2 separate regions of the Homo sapiens genome follow, and region 2 is linked to region 1. A link is a loop called in an ENCODE intact Hi-C map of the cell type or tissue named here. Cell type or tissue: transverse colon. All regions are shown on one strand. Links, peaks and the distances in the headings refer to the core of each region. The heading gives the core; the rest is flanking DNA. Region 1 has its middle 32 kb from the start of TCF3. Region 2 overlaps MBD3 (methyl-CpG binding domain protein 3).

Evidence for each region. A loop is a pair of places that touch in the nucleus more often than their neighbours do. Peaks named below come from ENCODE experiments on the same cell type or tissue, not always from the same donor. Only the 100,000 strongest peaks of a DNase experiment are listed, where the experiment ranks them.
Region 2: a loop joins it to region 1, with 22 times the contacts of the local background. A loop is called at or near these places in 4 of 110 quality-filtered maps.

Annotation. Positions count from the first base shown.
Region 1 is chr19:1,678,745-1,689,600 of GRCh38, reverse strand. No RefSeq gene overlaps it. Among named protein-coding and RNA genes, the nearest start is that of TCF3, 32 kb to the right of the region's middle. In transverse colon, for the core only: no CTCF peak of the experiment used is centred there; no DNase peak of the experiment used is centred there; H3K27me3 peaks cover 4,760 bases.
Region 2 is chr19:1,578,603-1,583,602 of GRCh38, reverse strand. MBD3 (methyl-CpG binding domain protein 3) reads left to right here. Exons shown (of 7, transcript NM_001281453.2): 4 at 891-981; 5 at 2,334-2,511. Among named protein-coding and RNA genes, the nearest start is that of MBD3, 12 kb to the left of the region's middle. In transverse colon, for the core only: no CTCF peak of the experiment used is centred there; no DNase peak of the experiment used is centred there.

The DNA of each region.
Region 1 (10,856 bases), core at 2,214-7,213:
GTGACAGAGCCAGACTCCGTCTAAAAAAAAAAAAAATAGCCGGGCATGGTGGTGCATGCCTGTAATCCCAACTACTCAGGAGGCTGAGGCAGGAGAATCGCTTGAACCCGGGAGGCAGAGGTTGCAGTGAGCCGAGATCGCGCCATCGCACTCCAGCTTGGGTGACAGAATGAGGCTCTGCCTTAAAAAAAAAAAAAAAAATCAGACCTGGCGGTGTGCACCTGTGGTCCCAGCTCCTCTGGAGGCTGAGGTGGGAGGATCACTTGGGCCCAGGAGGCCGAGGCTGGCACAGTGAGCTGTGTTTGAGCCACTGCACTCCAGCCTGGGAGACAGAGTGAGACCCTGTCTCAAAAAAAAAAAAAAATCTGTTTCTAATCTAGCGACTTCTCCCCACCTCTGCAGCCCTCCGCAGTCCTCAGCACCCCTTGCCCCCAGCCTGGACGTTGCTCCCAGACCTCCTTTTGTCTCCCCTCCTGCCCTCCAGGTAGTCCAAGAAATGACTTTTTTTTTTTTTTTTGAGACAGAGTCTGGCTCTGTCGCCCAGGCTGGAGTGCAATGGCGTGATCTCGGCTCACTGCAACATCTGCCTCCCGGCTTCAAGCGATTCTCCTGCCTCACCCTCCCGAGTAGCTGGGATTACAGGCACCTGCCACCTCGCCTGGCTAATTTTTTGTATTTTTAGTAGAGACAGGGTTTCACCATGTTGGCCAGGTGGGTCTCAAACCCCTGACCTCAGTTGATCCACCTGCCTCAGCCTCCCAAAGTACTGAGATTACAGGCGTGAGCCACCGCGCCCGGCCAGAAGGGACTTTTCAAAGTCTGGAGTTTCACCATGTTGGCCAGGCTGGTCTCAAACCCCTGACCTCAGGCGATCCACCTGCCTCGGCCTCCCAAAGTGCGGAATTATAGGTGTGAGCCACCGCACCCTGCCCTAATTTTTATATTTTTATACGAACTGCATCGTTGCCCATCTCCACCTGCCAGAAGCCCCCATGGCTTCTCCACTTCTCCGGAAAGCACAAATCCCCGCCCTGTCCCCGTCTCCACCTGGTCTCCCAGGCTCTTCCACGCACCATGCACCCTGCTCCAGGCAAACTGGCTTTTACTCTGCTGGTGTCTCAAGGCCTTTGCACATGCACCCTCTCTGTCTTGTCAGCTGGCTGTCCTCTGTATCCTCAAAGCCGCCTCCTTCAGGAGCCCTCCCCGATCCCAGGCAGAGCTTCCGAGGTACCCTCCGGGTCCTCCTCAGCTCCGGGTCTCCCTCTCCCACCCCATTCTGGTCCCACAGGGCTGGAGGTCATCCACACCTAGCAAAGGTCTACGGGGTCTCAACAACTCCTTGGGTGGATGGGTCTTTGCTGCTTTAGGCCTGGTCCTCAAAGAGGGGAGAACCTGCCTGGGCCCCACCTTGGCCCTGTCGCACGCAGGCCACGCCCCCTGGGAAAGCCGGCCCCTATAGACGACGTCCACATGCAGTTAGCGCGTTTGGCCCCGCCCCTCCACAAAAGCCTCACTCACTTGGCCCCGCCCCCTCGTCAGTCGCCCTCCGATGCGGCCACGCCCTATCCATCCCACCCATTCGGCTCCCCCAGCTCCGGAGTGGCTCCAGGTTTGGGGGCTTTTCTGATCACATGTTTTCTCTTGTTTTGTTTGTGTTTTTTGAGACAGAGTCTGGCTCTGTCGCCCATGCTGGAGTGCCGTGGCACAATCTCAGCTCACTGCAACCTCAGCCTCCCGGGTTCAAGCGATTCTCCTGCCTCAGCCTCCCAAGTAGTTGGGATTACAGGCGCCCGCCACCACGCCCGGCTAATTTTTGTATTTTTAGTAGAGACGGGGTTTCACCATGTTGGCCAGGCTGGTCTCGAACTCCTGACTTCAGGTGATCCACCCACCTCGGCCTCACAAAGTGCTAGGATTACAGGCATAATCCCTGATCATAGGTTTTCTAGAACTGCTTCATAGCAACCCCACTCTTCTTCTCCTCTTGGGGACAATGATAGGCCCTTGGCCACCCCTCCCTCTTGGCCCTTCTTCCTCCAGGTCTTACGCCCCCTCCTCCAGGAAGCCCTCTCTGACCCCTCCGTGGTTTTCTTGTGTGTGTGTGTGTGTGTGTGTGTGTGTGTGTGTGTGTGTGTGTGACGAAGTTTTGCTCTTGTCACCCAGGCTGGAGTGCAGTGGTGCGATCTCGGCTCACTGCAACCTCTGCCTCCCAGGTTCAAGCGATTCTCCTGCCTCAGCCTCCCAAGTAGCTGGGATTACTGGCGCCCATGACCACGCCCGGCTAATTTTTTGTATTTTAGTAGAGACAGGGTACTACTCTACCAAAAATGTTGGGCAGGCTGGTCTCGAATTCCTGACCTCAGGTGATCCACCCACCTCGGCCTTCCAAAGTGCTGGGATTACAGGCATGAGCCACCGCGCCCGGCCCCCTCCGTGGTTTTCTCATTGGACATTCATTGGTTTTTCTCTTCCATGAAAAGAGGTCATGTCCACTGTGATGACGACCGTGCCCACAGCCCCCGAAGCCCCCAGCCCAGGGGTTGGTGTGCAGCAGGGATTCGCAATACCTTTGTATAGACAGTCTCGAATGTAGGTTTCGGTCCCACTCGGAGGGAGGACCTCCAGACCCCAGGGGCACGAACATCAGCCTGGCTGGGCTCATCCGGAGGGGTCCCCCGTGAACTGCCTGCACCCGGCACCTCCTGGAATCCCCCCTAGCCCCGCCTTCAAATCCATGGATGCCTGAAGACTGGGGTGCAGAGCCTTCTAGGGTGGCCTCAGCCGCTCCTGCGTGCCGGGTGAGATATAGCAGCTATGCAGTCTCTACCACTGCAGCCCTTATCCACAAAATCCCAGACCCTTGAGGCTGAGGTTCTGGGGCTCCTCACTGGATTCAAATCCAGACAAAGCCATTTGCCGGTGGTGGGACCTCACAGGGGTCACTCAACGCTGGAAAAGGAGAGAAGAATGGAGGGCCCTGCAGGCCTCTTGTGGGGATTAAAGGAAATGATACTGGCCAGGCGCGGTGGCTCCCGCCTGGAATCCCAGCACTCTGGGAGGCCGAGGTGGACGGATCACTTAAGGCCAAGAGTTGGAGACCAGCCTGGACAACATGGTGAAACCTCGTCTCTACCAAAAAATATAAAAATTAGCTGGGCGTGGTGGCTCATGCCTGTAGTTGCAGCTACTCAGGAGGTTGAGGCAGGAGCATTGCTTGAACCCGGGAGGCGGAGGTTGTTCTAAGCTGAGATGGCTCCATTGCACTCCAGCCTGGGCAACAACAGTGAAACTCGTCTCAAATAAATAAATCATTAATTAATTAGTTAAAATAAATTAGATGATGCTTAGCACTGGGGTCAGCCACATGACCCTATGCGGTGGTTGTTACACTATTTTTCTTGTTTGTTTGTTTTGTTTTTGAGAGACAGTCTCACTCTGTCGCCCAGGCTGTAGTGCAGTGGTGCGATCACGGCTCACTGCAGTCACTATCTCCTGGGCTCAAGCAGTCCTCCAACCTCAGCCTCCAGAGTAGCTGGGACTACAGGCATGCACCACCAAATTCTGCTAATTATTTTTTAATTTTTTTGTAGAGGTGGGGTCTTGCTATGTTGTCCAGGCTGGTCTCAAACTCCTGGCCTCAAGTGATCTTCCCACCTTAGACTCCTGGGTAGCTGGGACTACAGGCACGTACCACCATGTTTGGGTAAATATTTTTTGGTTTTTATTTATTTATTTACTTTTAGATGGAGTCTCACTCTGTCACCCAGGTTGAAGTGCAATGGCGTGATCTTGGTTCACTGCAACCTCTGCCTCCCTGGTTCAAGCGATTCTCCTGCCTCAGCCTCCTGAGTAGCTGAGATTACAGGCATGCACCACCACACCCGGCTAATTTTTGTATTTTTAGTAGAGACAGGGTTTCACCATGTTGGTCAGTCTGGTCTCAAACTCCTGACCTTGTGATCCGCCTGCCTCGGCCTCCCAAAGTGCTGGGATTACAGGTGTGAGCCACCACGTCCGGCCAATATTTTTTTTATTTTTTTGTGCAACAGGTTTTGCTCTGTTGCCCAGGCTGGTCTCCAACTCCTGGGCTCAAGAGATTCTCCCACTTCAGCCTCCCATAGTGCTGGAATTACAGGTGTGAGCCACTGCGCCTGGCCAAGTTGTTATTATTAGCTGTTTTCCAGCCCCTTTGCCAATCTGCTATTGTGGGAGCACGATCCCATCCTGTAGAAGTGGAAACTGAGGCTCAGAGAGCAGCCAGCACCCCCCCAGACCCCTCTGGCCGCCTTCCCCCGGCTGGTCATGCCAGGTTGGAGAAGATAAAGCCGTGAGCCGTTATCAGCCGGTGCTGTGGTGACGGATGAGACGGAGAATTCCTGGCCGTCGCCGAGCCACCCCATCGATCGGGTGTTTCAGCCTCCGTGGCCGGCCACGATTAATTTATGTGGGACTGGAGAACACTAATTAAGTCTGTTTAAGAGGAAGTTAACTTGAATACCCTGACCGCCTGCCTTAAGCACCATCAGAGTGGCTGAGAGGTTCTGCACGTGCGCCAGGGCCACCCCCAGACTCGGCGATACTTCCTCTGGGGACTGACCGGTGTCCAGCCTGGGATGGAGCCTACACTGGCCCATCGCACACTATCAAGCCACCAAGAGCCGGCTCCCAGCTCCTGACGGCTTCAGCAGTTTCCACCAGTGCAGACAGGGCAGGGGGATTCCTGATTTGAAAGCCTGGACTCGCCTGTGGGGCTGGCCCCCAACTGCGTGCCCACAAGCCTTCGTGTGATCTGGCCTCTAAGGCTGAGGCCAAAGACGGGCACACAGTAGGTGCTCAATCCATGCTTGCCAAACCGGAGCTTGCTAATGGAACTTCGAATGCTCCCACTTGTACTCAGAGTGCAGCGATCACTCTTGAAGGCCAGTTGGGACACATCCCTCCCCCTGCTTGAGACCCTGCGTGGCTCCCCAGTGCCCTCCCCAGATCAGAATCCCTAACTGGAACTTTGGGAGACCGAGGCGGGACTATCACTTGAGGCCAGGAGCTCAAGTCCAGCCTGGGCAACATGGTGAGACCCCATCTCCACAAAAAAGTTAAGATATTGCCCTGCTATGGTGGCACCTGTAGTTCCAGCTACTCGGGAGGCTGAGTCCGGGAGGTGGAGGCTGCAGTGAGCTGAGACGGCACCGCTGCACTCCAGCCCGGAGGAGTCTCTAGGGCTGCCCCTTCACATCTCCGAGCCTTTGCACGTGCCGGTCTCTGCCAGGGGTCCCTTCCTGCTTCCCTTAGCCGATGTCCCCCACTCATCCTCCAAGCCCCACTCCCTGCAGCCCTCCCATCCCCCCCAGGCCCAGCCCTCAGCCCCTCTGCCCCTATTCCCCAATCTCAGGTCTCTCCCTCTGATCCCACCCTGACTGCACAGAGCCGGGAATGCCGGTGTCCAGCTCTGTCCAGACCATGCCCGGGATGCACCCACTCAGGCTCCAAATCCTCCAGGGTGGGGTCTGAGCACAAAGAGATTCAGACACCTGGGTGTCCGAGTGAATGAATGAATGAATGAATGAACGAACAGCTGACACAGTTCGCATGACAGCCGTGTAGTAAGGGTTTTTACCATTATCGTTATTATTTTGAGACAGGGTCTCACTCTGGTGGCCCAGGCTGGAGTGCAGTGGTGCAATCTTAGCTCACTGCACCCTCAATCTCCCAGGTTCAGGCGATCCTTCCGCCTCAGAGTAGCTGGGAGTTCAGATGCATGCCCGGCTAATTTGTTGTATTGTTTGTAGAGACAAGGGGTTTCCCTGTGTTGTCCAGGCTGGTCTCGAACTCCTGGGCTCAAGCGATCCTCCTTCCTCAGCCCCCCAAACTGCTGGGATTACAAGTGCGAGCCACCACACCCAGCCTTATTATTAATATTACTACTATTATTATTATTATTGAGACAGAGTCTCACTCTGTTGCCCAGGCTGGAGTGCAGTGGTGTGATCTCAGCTCACTGCAACCTCTGCCTCCCGGGTTCAAGTGATTCTCCTGCCTCAGCCTCCCGAGTAGCTGGGATTACAGGTGTGCACCATCCCTCCTGGCTAATTTTTGTGTTTTAGTAGAGACGGGGTTTCACCATGTTGACCAGGCTGGTCTCAAACTCCTGACCTCAAGTGCTGGGATTACAGGCGTGAGCCACCGCACCCTGCCTATTATTATTATTATTATTATTATTATTATTATTATTATTATTAGTGCCTGCTGGGCAAGCCTGCTAACTGCTGCCCCTCTGTTTCCTCATCTATAAAATTGGCAGTGGCCAGGTGTGGTGGCTCCCAGCACTTCGGGAGGCCAAGGCAGGCAGATCACCTGAGGTCAGGAGCTCGAGACCGGCCTGGCCAACATGGTGGAACCCCATCTCTATTAAAAATGTAATAAATAGGTGGCTCACGCCTGTAATCCCGGCACTTTGGGAGGCCGAGGCGGGTGGATCACGAGATCAGGAGATCGAGACCATCCTGGCTAACACGGTGAAACCCCGTCTGTACCAAAAAATACAAAAAAGTAGCCAGGAGTGGTGGCAGGTGCCTGTAATCCCAGCTACTCAGGAGGCTGAGGCAGGAGAATGGTGTGAACCCGGGAGGCGGAGCTTACAGTGAGCCAAGATCGCGCCACTGCACTCCAGCCTGGGTGACAGAGCGAGACTCCGTCTCAAAACAAACACGAAACAAAAAACCCGGAGACCCGGAGGAGGCACCCAGCGCCTGCAGGGAACCAGCAACGGGGGCCAAGGAGCCAAAATACGGGGCCCCAGAAATGTCTGCTGTGGAGGGGCAGCAGCAGCTGAGTGCCATCTACTCTCTGGGACAGACCAAGGTGAAGATGGAGGAAAAACAGACGATAAACAGCTAAACCCGTACATCACCAAGAAGATCTCGGAGGGAAATCAAACAGGATCATGGGTGACGGGGAGGTGCTGGGGGCCCTGGGACTGGGGAGATTGGAGAAGGTGCTTCTGGGAGATGACACTGACGCTGAGACCCCAGGGAGTGAAGGAGCCGGGAGGAGATGCGGGACGGCGGCTCCCAGGCGAGGGCACAGCAAGGGCAGAGTCCATGTGGCGGGAAGGAGCTGGGAAGTTTCCAGCAGTAGCAATGGGCAAAGGGAGACAGTGAGTGGAGAGTGAGTGAAGACGGAGCCGCAAAGGTCACCCAGGGTCGGATGAGTGTGGGTTTTCTCCTCAGGGCACTGGGGAGCCATGGACTATTCTTGAGCAGGGTAGGGGTGTCATCTGATTATTTAATTATTATTTTATTTTATTTTATTTTATTTTATTTTTTAGACAGAGTCCCACTCTGTTGCCCAGGCTGGAGTGCAGTGGCACGATCTCAGCTCACTGCAACCTCCGCCTCCCTGGTTCAAGCAATTCTCCTGCCTCAGCCTCCCAAGTAGCCCACCACCCTGCCCAGCTAATTTTTTGTATTTTTAGTAGAGATGGGGTTTCGCCATGTTGGCCAGGCTGGTCTCGAGCTCCTAACCTCAGGTGATCTACCCACCTCGGCCTCCCAAAGTGCTGGGATTACAGGCATGATTCCTTTTTTTTTTTTTTTGATACAGGGTCTTGCTGTGTGGCCCAGGCTGGAGTGCAGTGGTGCAATCATAGCTCACTGCAGCCTCAACCTCCACGCTCAAGTGATCCTTCCATCTCAGCCTCCCCAGTAGCTGGGACTACAGGCACACACTACCACACCCAGCTAAAAAAAATTTTTGTATTTTTAATTTATTTTATATATTTTTTTTAATTTTTGAGACAGAGTCTCGCTCTATCACCCAGGCTGGAGTGCAGTGGTGTGATCTCAGCTCGCTGCAACCTCCGCCTCCTGGGTTCAAGTGATTCTCCTGCCTCCGCCTCCCGAGTAGCTGGGATTACAGGTGCACGCCAACCACACCTGGCTAATTTTTGTATTTTTAGTAGAGATGGGGTTTCACCATGTTGACCAGGCTGGTCTTGAACTCCTGGCTTCATGTGATCCACACGCCTCGGCCTCCCAAAGTGCTGGGATTATAGGAGTAAGCCACTGCGCCTGGCCTGTATTTAAATTTTTCTTTTTTTTTTTTTGTAGAGATGTGGTCTCAATGTTGCACAGACTGTTCTCAAACTCCTAGGCTCAAGTCCTCCTCCCGCCTCAACCTCCCAAAGTGCTGGGATTACAGGCATGTGCCACCGTGCCCAGCTGACATTTCTTGAGGCCACCCTAAGACCCAAATCTGAGCCCCCTTTCTGCATCCTGGCCCCGCCACCAACTAGCCTCCCCTCTCAGACAACATCTTCATTACAGAGCTGAGTTGTTTAAATAAATGAATTAATATTGACGAACCATCAGTGACCTAATAAATGATTAGTTAAGGTACACATACATCACGCCGCGGGGACGCCGGGAGCCCTTAATTACTGCTGTGGAGGGGCCGGCAGGGCCACGGCCACTGCCCTGCACCCCTTGGTCCCCAGACCCCTGCCCAGCCGTCCAGCTGCCCCCTGGGTCACAGAAGCTGGGCAGGAAGGCAAACCTTGCCTGTCTCTCCCTGTCTCTCCATCTCTGACACAGTCGCCTGGCAGAGACCATCTGCGTGGACTTGACTCAGCCTCAACCCAGCCTTCCAGCCTCCCCATCTGCCTCCAACAGCCCTTCCCTGGAAGCCACCAGGGCTGGTGGCTTAAAAAACATGACTTTAGGCCCGGGTGCGGTGGCTCACGCCTGTACTCCCAGCACTTTGGGAGGCTGAGGCAGGAGGATCACCTGAGGTCAGGAGTTCGAGACCAGCCTGACCAACATGGTGAAACCCCCATCTCTACTAAAGATACAAAAATTAGCCAGGCGTGGTGGCGCATGCCTGTAATCCTAGCTACTCAAGAGGCTGAGGCAGGAGAACTGCTTGAACCTGGGAGGCAGAGGATGTAGTGAGCCAAGGCTGCACCATTGCACTCCAGCCTGGGTGACAAGAGTGCCCAGAGCTTTGGGAGGCCAAGACGGGAGGATCACTTGAGTCCAGGAGTTCAAGACCAGTCTGGGCAACATAGGAAGACCCCATCTCTCTCTCTCTTTTTTTTTTTTTTTTTTAAATTTTTTTTAGACTGAGTCTTTCTCTGTTGCCCAGGCTGGAGTGCAACGGCGTGATCTCGGCTCACTGCAACCTCCACTTCCCAGGTTGAAGTGATTCTCCTGCCTCAGCCTCCTTAGTAGCTGGGCTTACAGGCACGCGCCACCATGCCCGGCTAATTTGCAAAATCCTATCTCTAAAAAAAAAAAAAAGAAGGGAAAAAGAAACAAGGAAACATGACTCTGTTCACAACAGCCTCCTGTGGCTCCCAGTGCACCCCAGAAAAAGACCCACGTCCTCAACGCAGCCCACGGGACCCTGCATGGCCCAGCCTCCAGCTCCAGTGTCCGGTCTTGCTTCCCCACAGCCTGGTTCCGGCCTCAGGGCGCTGTCCTCCTCCTTCCTGTACCAGAAGTGCTGTCTACTCTCTGAGCTCCTGCTCACCTCAGGCCACAGCTCAAGTGTCCCCTCCTCCAGGAAGCCCTCCCTGACCCCAGCCCGTGTTGGGCCCTTGGCAGCTGCCCCGGGGGGTCGCTTCTCTGCCTGCCGGCCCCACCCTGGGCTATACTGCTGTATTTAGGGGTCCTTTTGTTGAATGCACCTCCTTTTTTTTTGGGGTGCACTGGCATGATCTCGGCTCACTGCAAGCTCCACCTCCTGGGTTCACACCATTCTGCCTCAGCCTCCTGAGTAGCTGGGACTACAGGCACCCGCCACCACGCCCGGCTAATTTTTTGTATTTTCAGTAGAGATGGGGTTTCACCGTATTAGCCAGGATAGTCTCGATCTCGTGACCTCATGATCCGCCCACCTCGGCCTCCCAAAGTGCTGGGATTACAGGCATGAGCCACCACGCCTGGCCAGAATGAACCTCCTTCTTTGCCCTGAAGCCTGGGAGGGCAGGACAGGACCTGGCCGGATCACTGCTGGGTCGGGCATGGAGTTGGCTTTAGGGAAGTGCGTTGAGGAGTGGATAGGACCAAAGCCTCCTACAGACCCCGGCCTCAGTTTCCCCATCTGTCCAGCGGGAAGTGACCCTGACCAGGCGCCTGCCCCCTTCACGCTCATGACGATGCTCCTGGCAGGGACGTGCAGGCCGAGCCCCTTCCTGCGCCTGCCTTCATCAAGGCTGGAAAGAGGGCCAGGAACCAGCATGGGAGCACCTGGGGGGATGCCATGGGGGAGGTGGTCCCAGCCCCAGCCCCTGGCCTGAGGCATCTCCACACCCTGCAGACAACGAGAGGGACGCCCGGGCGCGGGAGCCTTTAGCCGCCTTTAGCCCTCCTCCGGCACCTGTACCCTGCCTGTGCCTCAGTTTCCCCAGAAGATGGGGGGTCTCTGCGGGGATCTGGCAGAAGTGAGGTGAGGCCTGAGGGGCTGGTCCTGGTTGGCTCATTTATTCTCTTCTCCCAGCTCTAGGGTGTCCACCTTCGATGGGTGCTGGGCTTTTATGAAGTCCTAGGCTGGGGGGACCAAGCCAGACACCGACCCTCCCAGATTTCAAGGGCAGGGCAGGGCTCAGAGAGGGCAGCGGCTGGCCAAGGCCATGCGGCCTGCTCGGGTCAGGGGACAGGGTGGAGCTGGGGCACCCAGGAGCTTCTCAAGTCTCTACCTGTCCAGCACCAAGGCCCACCAGGGCCCCATGAGGCCCTTCCCGGCAGGAGTGGGGGCACTTGGAGAGACCACAGCTGAGGGCTCCTGAGGCGGGTGGGGAGGGGGCCAGGGAGCTGGGAAGGGGAGAGATGTGGCTCCGGAGTCAGGGGGAGGAGAGGGCC
Region 2 (5,000 bases), core at 1-5,000, 100 kb after region 1:
TACAGGTGTGAGCCAACTCACCTGGCCAGTTGTTGTATTTATTTATTTTTTTTCCCCCCAAATATTTTCAGTCTGCCGCTGGTTGGGTGTGTGGTTATGGAACCCACAGATACAGGGGGTTGACTGCCCATATGTGACTGTGTAACCTACTTCTTAAAAACCTGAGAACCGTGTGTATTTTCTTTTTGTTTTTTCTTTTTTTTTTTTTTTTTTTTGTGACAGAGTCTCGCTCTGTCACCCAGGCTGGAGTGCAGTGGCAGGATCTTAACTCACTACAACCTCTGCCTCCTGGTTTCAACTGGGTTCAAGTGATCCTTCCACCTCAGCCTCACAAGTAGCTGGGATTTCAGGTACCCGTCACAATGCACGGCTAATTTTTTTTTTTTTTTTTCTTTTTTGAGATGGAGTTTTGCTCTTGTTGTCCAGGCTGTAGTGCAATGGTGCGGTCTCAGCTCACTGCAACCTCCACTTCCTGGGTTCAAGTGATTCTCCTGCCTCAGCCTCCCAAGTAGCTGGGATTACAGGCGCCCGTCACCACACCGGACTTTTTTTTGTATTTTTAGTAGATAAGGGGTTTCACCATGTTGACCAGGCTGGTCTCAAACTCCTGACCTCAGGTGATCCACCCACTTCGGCCTCCTAAAGTGCTGGGATTACAGGCGTGAGCCACCCCATGTGTATTTTTTATTCTTATTTACAAACGTCCACTGGATCCCTGGCTGTGGAAAGCCTGGGCAGGGTCTGGAGACCCAAGGCAGTGGGAGGGGAGATGCCCCATTGGGACCCACATGGGGCAAGGAGGCCAGGTGGGCCTCCCTGGAGCCCAGCAAGGACCTGGAGTGGGGAGAGGGCAGGGCCACTCTTGAGGTTCACATATGTGTCTGGGGCAGCTCTTCTGGGAGAAGAAGCTGAGCGGCCTGAACGCCTTCGACATTGCTGAGGAGCTGGTCAAGACCATGGACCTCCCCAAGGGCCTGCAGGGTGAGCGGGCACCCTGAGGGGAGGCGGAAGGGGATGTGCCGGGTGGGGTGGAGGTGCTGCAGGTGCCCTCATCTCCTGGCAGGGTGGATGGCTGTTCCTGCTTTGGGTGCTTAGGGCAAATCTGCCAGCGACTGGGGCAGGAGGAGGGGACCCAGTGGGGTTGGGGATGGGTAAGGGCGCTTGGGCTGGGCCCTTCATTCTTGACCTTGGAGACCCTGCGGGTGGGGCTTTGTGGCTTCCAGGTGTGGCGCAGGCCTGGGGCTGTTTTCACCTGCAGGACGTGCAGTTTTGCCATGGAGATCCTAAATAAACAAACAAGGACAGCTGACTTTGCTTCTGTACTCTCCCAGCACGTCCACACCACAGAACAAAGAATGCAGCTCTTGCATGGTTTTGGTGGTTGTTTTTTGAGACAGGGTCGGCTGGGTACAGTGGCTCACACCTATAATCCCAGCACTTGGCGGGGCTGGGGCAGGAGTTTCACTTGATCTCAGAAGTTTAAGACCAGCTTGGACAACATAGTGAGACCCCATCTCTACAGAAAATACAGAGCAAGGCCAGGTGCAGTGGCTCACGCCTGTAATCCCAACACTCTGGGAGGCCAAGGCGGGCGGATCATGAGGTCAGGAGATCGAGATCATCCTGGCTAACATGGTGAAACCCTGTCTCTACTAAAAATACAAAAAATTAGCCGGGTGTAGTGGCGGCCGCCTGTAGTCTCAGCTACTTGGGAGGCTGAGGCAGGAGAATAGCGTGAACCTGGCAGGCGGAGCTTACAGTGAGCCGAGATCGCACCACTGCACTCTCCTGGGCAACAGAGGGAGACTCCGTCTCAAAAAAAAAAAAAAAAGATACAGAGCAAGACCCCATCTCAAAAACAAAAGGCAGCCTCTCCGTGGCCCATGCTGAAGTACAGTGGCGCCGTTACTACTCACAGCAGCCTCTACCTCCCGGGCTCAAGTGGTTCTCTCAGCACAGCCTCCTGAGTAGCTGGGACCACAGGTATGCAGCGTGACACCTGGCTAATTTTTGAATTATTTTGTAGAGACAGGAGTCTCACTGTGTTGTCCAGGCTGGTCTCAAACTCCTAAGCTCAATCAGTCCTCCCACCTCGCCCTCCCAAGATGCTGGGATTACAGGCGGGAGTCGCCACGCCTGGCCTAACTTGCTTTTTTTTCTGTTATGAATGTAGTAACACAAGCGGGAGAGGGAATTTAGAAATGGAACCCAAGTTGGGGTTCCTTCCAAGAAGGTGGCAGCTCCCATTCTTGGGGCATTTCCGTGGCCTGTCTGGGCCACAGCTGCCCCGTGGTGACCTCTCCACTTGCGGCTGTTTGTCCACTGCCTGGCAGGGGTGGGACCTGGCTGCACGGATGAGACGCTGCTGTCGGCCATCGCCAGCGCCCTGCACACTAGCACCATGCCCATCACGGGACAGCTCTCGGCCGCCGTGGAGAAGAACCCCGGCGTATGGCTCAACACCACGCAGCCCCTGTGCAAAGCCTTCATGGTGACCGACGAGGACATCAGGTAGCCCCTTGGCCTGGTCCCCTGCTGCTCCACCCTGTCTCTTGTGGCCGTGGGGACCCTGAGTGTCCCCGTGTGCCTGCGTGCTTCCCGTCTCCCCACGATGCTGCTGGGGTTTTGAAACAGAAACAGCCAGGGCAAGGGGACCCATCGTCGGAGCAGTATGAACCGTTTCACCCGCGTCCTGGGTTCAGGGCGAGCCAGGCACCCCTTGGAGGAATGTTCTTGAAAAGAGTGTGGTCCTTTGAGTCCGTGAGGACTGGCTATGCTGGGTGCTGGGCTCCATGTTGGGCCCTGGAGACGGAGGGACAGGGCAGGCCAGGAGTCTCTGCCTTCAGGGAGATGGCTCTGGGTGCCTGCTGAGGGGCAGTTCTGATGTGCAGAGCCTCGGAACGAACAGCAGGGAACACGGCCGCTCAGAAACAGGCAACAGTCAGGTGAGGCTGAGCAGCCCAGGGGTGAGCGGCCCTCCTGCGGGGCCTCAGGGCCGAACCCACTTCCAGTGTGCAGAGTGGACGCAAGGCCGCCTGGTGACGGAGGCGCCTGCAGGAAACTCTGGAAGTGCTGGAGCGAAGACGGGACCTTTCACGTTCAGTGCAGCACACGGCTTAGGTCAGAGGAAGGAAAGGAAACTTGACGGTTCCAGAAAGAAGGAGCCAAGACCCGGAACGGCCAGGGAGGCGCTGGGCATGCGGGTTTCCTGTGGCAGCAGCCGGGGTTAAAGGCCCCTGGGCACAAGAAGAGACCCTGTGCCCCCACACAGGGTGAACAGATGGACCTGAGACGCCACCCCCACAAGCACACAAACTGTGGGCGCCAAGGGTTCCATCCGGAGCGGCTGGCGGCATCCTCCTCCGGCCGTGGTACCTCTGGGCCCCCTCTTTTGGGTTTGAGGTCCATTTACACTCTCTGCGCGCTCAGAGAACTTCCCGAAATGAAGATGGTGAAATAGGAAGAATTGTCAACAAAAGAAAAGAACAAGACTGTGAAAAATAGCAGACAGATCATTAAAAGCCCTGCAGAACTTGCAGAAATAAGGCCGGGCACAGTGGCTGACGCCTGTAATCCCAGCACTTTGGGAGGCCGAGGCGGGAGGATCACCTGAGGTCAGGAGTTGAAGACCAGCCTGGCCAACATGGTGAAACCCCGTCTCCACTAAAAATAAAATAATTAGCTGGGTGTTTTGGCACATGCCTGTAGTCCCAGGTACTCGGGAGGCTGAGGCAGGAGAATCACTGGAGCCTGGGAGGCGGAGTTGAGATCCTGCCACTGCAATTCAACCTGGGTGACAGAGTTAAAAAAATAAAATAAGAACTTATAGAAATAGAAAAGGGCATTGAAATGAGGAACTCGGTGGTGGGTTCCGCAGGAGGTAGGGTCCTGTCTGGAAAGATGACGAGCAGGTGGTGGCTGCAGTCGAGTAGGTGAGCCAGGGTGTTCCGGGTGGTGGGGACAGAGTGAGAGGGAGCAGCTCAGGTCTGCAGGAGCCGCTGGAGAGAGACCCCGGAGGCAGGGGGCGGCTGAGCCTCGGCCACAACTGGGGAGAAACAAAGTCAGCTTTGCCTGGGACTGAAAGCAGAACAGAGACGGGCTCTTTGGGCAGCCGGAGAGGGAGGTGGGCAGAAGCACGTGCTGCGGCCCCGGAGGCGGCAGGCAGAGGAGCGGCCACCCTGGAGTGCCTGGCATCAGCTTGTAGGCCCCGAGGAGGAGGCCCCCCATCCCTGGTGGTGGGTTGAGACGAGGGTGTGGATTCTTTTTCTCAGGCCGCCCGAGCCATGGTAAAGGAGTACACGCTGGTGCATAGTGGGCAGCGGAAAGGTGACCCCCGGCCTGCGAGGGTGGGGGCTGCTGCGGGCTGATGGTAGCTGATTTTGGTGAGGCTTGCTTTTTTTTTTTTTTTTTTTTTTTTTTTTGGCAGAATCTGGCTCTGTTGCCCATGCTGGAGTGCAATGGCGCCATCCCAGCCCACTGCAACCTCCGCCTCCCGGGTTCAAGTGATTCTCCTGCCTCAGCCTCCCAAGTAGCTGGGACTACAGGCGGCCGCCACCACGCCCAGCTAATTTTTATATTTTTAGTAGAGATGGGGTTTCGTCATGTTGGTCAGGCTGGTCTCGAACGCCTGACCTCAAGTGATCTGCCCACCTCGGCCTCCCAAAGTGCTGGGATTACAGGCATGAGCCTCTACCTGGCCTGGTGAGGGTTTTCCTGCCCCACTCAGTGCCTGTCAAGGGACAGGAGCAAGGGTTTACACAGCTGAGCCCCGGGGAGGCTCAGGGCCAAGTCTGGGGACTGAAGGGTCAGGCCCCTCCCTTGGTCCCAGTAGAGGTGGCAGGGGGGCCATCTGGGAGGGTGGCGGACGCTGGCGATGGCCAGCGGCAGCCGGTCATTCTCTGCGTGGATTGTGAAGGGAGGGGTGGCACGGGCCAGGGCTGGTCCTGGGGGGGTGCCTGTGGATCCCTCGGGCCTCCCCTCCCAGCTGAGGTCCCCACGTT